Linked DNA regions of Homo sapiens: region 2 is linked to region 1. The links are chromatin contacts, found by Hi-C or POLR2A ChIA-PET in ENCODE. All regions are on one chromosome and are shown on one strand. The core of a region is the stretch at or near the end of the contact, and the rest is flanking DNA. Distances in the headings are between cores, read along the strand shown.

Region 1 (2,700 bases), core at 100-2,599:
GCGACCCAGCCCTATTGGGAGGGTCTCCCACCAGCCTCCCTGCTCTCACCCCAGGCTGGGAGCTTCCTGAGGAGGGACTGATCCCCCACACTGGTGGCACACAGTAGAGTGGGCTGGAAGCCTTGGGATGGACCCTACACTCATATAGTCCGGGCCTGGGCAGCAGGCTTCCAGGGACTTGGGGAGGGCCAGAGCAGGGCAGTAAAGGCGATGACCCATGTGTGGCAATGCTAGCTCCTCTGCCCTCTGCTGTCGCCGCTGGGGGCTGTCAGAGGATTCAGGAGTGACTCTAGGCTGTCCTCAGATGAAGTGGCCTGCCCAAGAGTGCAGCCCTGGGTCCTGCTCCCAAGGTGCCCCTGTCCCAGCCTGACCTGGTGTGACGGTGGTGCGTCTGGGGATGGTGGGGGAATGACTCACTGGCTGGGAGCCTTGACTCAGAAGGAAGGAAGACCAGGGCTCAGTTCCAACTGCAACAACGTTTCTTGGTAGAAACCCCTGTCTAAGCCAAGGCCTTTCTGGGTCCTCCTCTCCTAGGGTGAGGCTGGAGAGGGAGTGGGTGTGGGGGGAGGTGGAAGGCAGCGATGAGCCTGGAACTGGATGAAGAGTCTCTGCCCCTCGCTCAGGGCCTGAGGAGGTAACTCTGCTCAGTGAGTGCTGCAGTCCCTGGATCCCCGGCCTGCCTAGATGCTGTGAGACTGTGCGTGTTCACTGCGCCCCCTGGCAGGGCCTGCCGCCTCAGCACCTGCCACAGCCCTGCTCTTCCCCAGGACACTGGGACCAAGGGTGACTCAGAAAAAGGAGCAGGTGTGTATGTGTGTGTATGTGTAGGGGTGTGAGTGTGTGTGCGTGTGCATGTGTGTGTGTGTGGATGTGTGGGTGTCTGTGTGTAGCATCCTGTTTTGTGTGAGGCCGTTAATCTGATGGCCCAGTCTCACTCCAGTGTACAGAATCAAATCATAGAGTTCCTGAACCTCAGTTTACTCATCTGTATTTCAAAAAGCTTAGAGGCAATGATGGCTAAGGCCCTGTCTGGGTGAAACTGTAGAATCCTAAGGCTCCATAATTCCTGAGCCAGGGGTGGGGTGGAGGGGGATGGGAAGATCTTGAGTCCCTTGGAAAAGGCTCCCTCTAGTCAGCAGTGGAAATAAAGTCAAGCTTATATTTTATTTCTTGCCTCTGACAACCAGGAGGCCATGCCAGAGAGATACCATGTAAGGAATGAGAACGGCTGCCCCTGAGAATTAACCAGAGATCTTCTGCCCAGCCCCAGCCTCCCACCCCCAGAGAGCTAGTGACTCACTCCACCAGAATTCTCTCCTCCAGTTCTGGTATTTGCTTGGGGTTGGAGACTGGAAGCTATTGGCCCGTTGCAGAGCTGCTGTGGAAAAAGAAAGGGACAGGGAAGATGGGGTGGGAGGAAGAGTCCATTAAATGTGTAGAGTAAGTAGGAATTTATCTCCTATAGCTCAATTACCACAAGTCAATAGACTAATGATTATAATAGACTGAACTCTCTCCTTCCCTCACACCATACTGCTGTCCCCACAACACACTCTACCAAACTTTTCATTTGTTCACACATCAAATATTTTTGTGTTTTTGTTTGCTTGTCACCAGGCTGGAGTGCAGTGGTGGGGTCATGGCTCACTGCCCCCTCGACCTCTCGGGCTCAAATGATACTCCCACCTCAGGCTCCCGAGTAGCTGGGACTATAGGCATGCACCACGACACGCAGATAATTTTTTAATTTTTATTTTTTATAGAGACAGGGTCCCACTGTGTTGCCCAGGTTGGTCTCAAACTCCTGGGCTCAAGTGATCCTCCCACCTCGGCCTCCCAAAGTGCTGGGGTTACAGGCATGAGCCACCACACCTGGCATCAAATATTTGAGACCCTGCTATGGGACAGGTACCACCCTCAGAGAATGCCTCAAATTATGAACCATCATTACTAAGATCATCAGTGAGCATCTACATGCATCTATGCGTATATGCATATGTGTAGACATATTTATACATGCATGTGTACATACGTACATGCACATATTCATTCATGTCAGAACAGTTATTTAAAGCTAAGGTCATCACGGGCCATCAATGTTCCATATATGTAATACATTAAAAACTGGAGCTGCTCTGATTGAAGCCAGGAAGCTGCAGGAAGTTCTACTCTCTGCCTCCCCTTTCCCCACAGAGCCCCCCAAACCCTTTGGAAACCAGGTTTAATTGAGGCTGTGGACCATCATTGCTGTGGCCCTCCCTTGGCCTGGTTCCAAGGGAAACATATTTGCGGGACACTGTACTTCCTGTGGAAGACCCCTCTGCCAGCTGGGCCTTGAGGATTAGCTGAGCAAAATGAACATCACATGCAGAAGAAAAACAGGTCTTGGTCACTTAGGGTGTGAGAGTGGGCAGTGGGGTCCACGTGTTCCCTGTTCCCAGGCAAGGCCTGCAGATGCATTCCCAGGCTTCAGGCCCCTGCGCCTCCATCACTGCTGGAGAGAAAGGATGGGGACGGTGAACATCTGAATGTGCACACAGGCAGGGCCAGGAAGCATGAACGGAAAGGAAGCCCAAGGGCATGATGTGGGTGTGGGAGATGGACGCAGGGAGGGTCTGAATCCAGGACCCTAAATCCAAGGCCCAGCTAGCCCAGCCCTCTGTCTTTCTTTCTGTCTAGAAACAGTCCTAGATATTCCAC
Region 2 (2,700 bases), core at 47-2,546, 43 kb before region 1:
AGAAAAGAGAAGGAATATTTTTGGATACCTATTTTATTTCAGGCCCTTTTGTGGGTGCTTTACTAACATTATTTCACTTCATCTTTTCTTCATACCACCTCTGTGAGGTTGGTATTATTCATTCAATTTTACAGATGAGAAAATTTCGCAGAAAAGTAAATAATTGTATAAGGACTACATTGGGATTCAAACTCAGGAGTGTCTGATTCTAATGCCTGTGCTCTGTCCAGGACACCTCACTGTACATTATCCAGGAATTTTTATTCCTCGGGTCCTCAGCAGCAGTGAAAACCATGGAGTGTAAGCTCAGCTACCTCCCCGGTCCTGGAGAGGCTTTCGCTAGCATTTCTCACATAATGTGTGCTCCTGCTGCCACCTGCTGGCACTTTGTGCATCCTAATTTTTCTTGGTAAACCCCTCAATCTCCGGGAAGAAGAAACCATCTGGCTCCAAAAAAGGCAAGAAGCTCCATGCAGACAACTAGCTGGTAAATCTTCCCCAAAGCTGGTAAAGCTATAAGGGAATAATTATTCTCATCGACCTCCCCTGGGGAGAAATCCTTTCTCTTTCGAAGTTACTCAGTTTTCATCAGATTCCAGGTATTGAAAGAAAGCCCAGATTGTGTTATCCAGACCATTTAAATTTGAATGGTGGTCTCTTGCTAGACTGGGGTATTCCATGCCCCTAGTATGTAACACTGATCATCATATTGACAAGCAACAAGCCAGTAGGTAACAGTGCCTCAACCAATAAGAGTCTAAGTGGCTGCAGAGCTGGGCTTGGCCTCTTTCCAGAAGGTGGTAGGGCCCCCAGGAATCAGGTTACTGCATATCCTGGTCCTTCACCTGGGCAGCTAGGACCAAGAGGGGACTCTCTTACCTCTGTCAAAGACATCACACACACAGACACACACATACAGACACACACACACACACACACACACACACACACTCTCTCTCTCTCTCTCTGTCTCTCTCTCTCTCTCTCTCTACCCCTCTCTCTGTCTCTCTCTCTCTCTGTCTGTCTCTCCCTCTCTCTCTCTCTCTGTCTCTCTCTCTCTCTCTCCACGTCCTGCAAAACATAATGATTTGTCATCTGGGGTGGATTATTAGATTTTTGTTTTCCTTTGTTTCCCTTTCCTTGACAAAATGGGGAAAAACCCTTCCCGGGGGCGGGAGAGCTTATTTCTGACTGCTGTAAAAAAAGAAAGCAGGAATTGTTGTCACGACAATGAGGAGCTCATCAAAGCCTCATTTTGCTCATCAGCCATCATTGCCCTCCATCCCGCACCCCCGCATGTTCCTCTAATTCAATGCCCGCCTAATGAATAACTCCCAGAACAAAAGCCCCTTTCAGGCTGCCTACATAATTATCAGAGGAGCCTTGCATAACTGTCGCAGACTACTCATGTTTTCAGGTCTGTCTCTAAATTTGGTTATTCACAACCTTTATAGCTCAATATTATTGCCTAACTGTGATCATTTTCTAATTATCCTAATAATACCTATTAAATAATTCCCATTAAATCACTTGAACCGGAGCAGCACAGGCCAGCTCAAATACAACTTAACCTAATAAGCGTTGGTCATTCATTAAGCAACAGGGCAATCTCTTAAAGGGACTGAATAGAATATTAAACCACCAAGGAATATTATTATTGCACAAATGTTATTACAAGTTAGAGTATATTAATTTTGGTGGCTGGTCTGCAAAACTTCCATTTGGTTGCTTTTGAGGCCACTCTCCCGTCTTGACTCTTTTAGTCTCCAGCCCCTTGTTGATCTGCATCTGTCACCCACACAAGGACAATCATGGGAAAAAGGCCCATAAACTTAACAGGGGAATTAAATTACCAAGGATATAAAGGGAATGAATGGAATCCATCTTCTGTCTGGCTTGGCACACCTCCGAAACATCACAAGCTGGCCAGATTTCTTTTGCTATAACTCAAACTAGCTCTCTCTTTTCTTTTTTTTTTTTTTTTTTTTTCATATTTGGGGATGAGGAAGATTTTCAGAAGATGCTTTACAATTTTGGTTTCTATCATTTAAATTTCAAGCAGTAAAAATTAGACAAATTCTTTAAAAGAAGATGTGTGTGGATACTTAGTAATATTTTGTAAAATGATATGAGTAGTGTTTACTAAATGCCTACAACCTAGGCAATACTCCGGTAGAGACTTTGCCTATCAACACTTCTAATTCTCAAAATGACCTGATAATATGGGGATTATTATCTTCACTTTTCAGATAAAAAATCTAGGACCAGAGAGGTTAAGTGATTTTCCCAGGACTATTCAGCCTAAGCGGAGTGGAATAGAATTTGAACACAGGGCTTATTGGCTTATTGGCGCCCACAGCTCCCCACTTCCCACCATGCCACCTCTTGGCCTGTGTTGCTGGCGGCAAACTGAAGCACGCCCTGGCTTTTCTGGTTTTTCCTCTTCTTTTCTAATGCTCTCACTGAGATCAGCAGATTGTCAAAGACAAGGACCAGAGCCTTCTGGACTGGGAATATGACCAAGCACCAAACAAGGGCAGTTCATTCTACCAAAAGTCCCACAGCAGCTGTAGAGATGGACAGTGACTCTCAGTCCAGGCAGCAAGAAACTCTTTATATTTGTAATAAGCCTATTTCTAATGAGCAAATTTGGGTCATCTTTGCAAGGAAATCCAGTGCATTGTAGTAAAAAAAACAAAC

What was found. Hi-C counts contacts between places; a loop is a spot of excess contacts on that map. ChIA-PET counts read pairs that join two places held with the same protein, here RNA polymerase II (POLR2A). Pooled maps may share reads with other maps.
Region 2: a map of PC-9 shows a loop between it and region 1 (13-fold over the local background). The contact joins two enhancer-like sites. A Hi-C loop is called at or near these places in 10 of 168 maps with a recorded cell type or tissue (A673, IMR-90, K562 and 6 more) and 17 of 50 pooled maps. POLR2A ChIA-PET finds 5 or more read pairs at or near these places in 6 of 52 experiments (A549, AG04449, AG04450 and 3 more).

What each region holds. Positions count from the first base shown.
Region 1 is chr11:12,285,765-12,288,464 of GRCh38, reverse strand. It overlaps a transcript of MICAL2 not described here. Among named protein-coding and RNA genes, the nearest start is that of PARVA, 90 kb to the left of the region's middle. Within about 2 kb of position 1,349, at least 23 of the 41 ENCODE cell types and tissues checked have a DNase peak (open chromatin) inside an H3K27ac peak, as active enhancers do.
Region 2 is chr11:12,329,152-12,331,851 of GRCh38, reverse strand. It overlaps a transcript of MICAL2 not described here. Among named protein-coding and RNA genes, the nearest start is that of PARVA, 47 kb to the left of the region's middle. RefSeq lists an enhancer at 881-1,382. Within about 2 kb of position 1,296, at least 3 of the 41 ENCODE cell types and tissues checked have a DNase peak (open chromatin) inside an H3K27ac peak, as active enhancers do.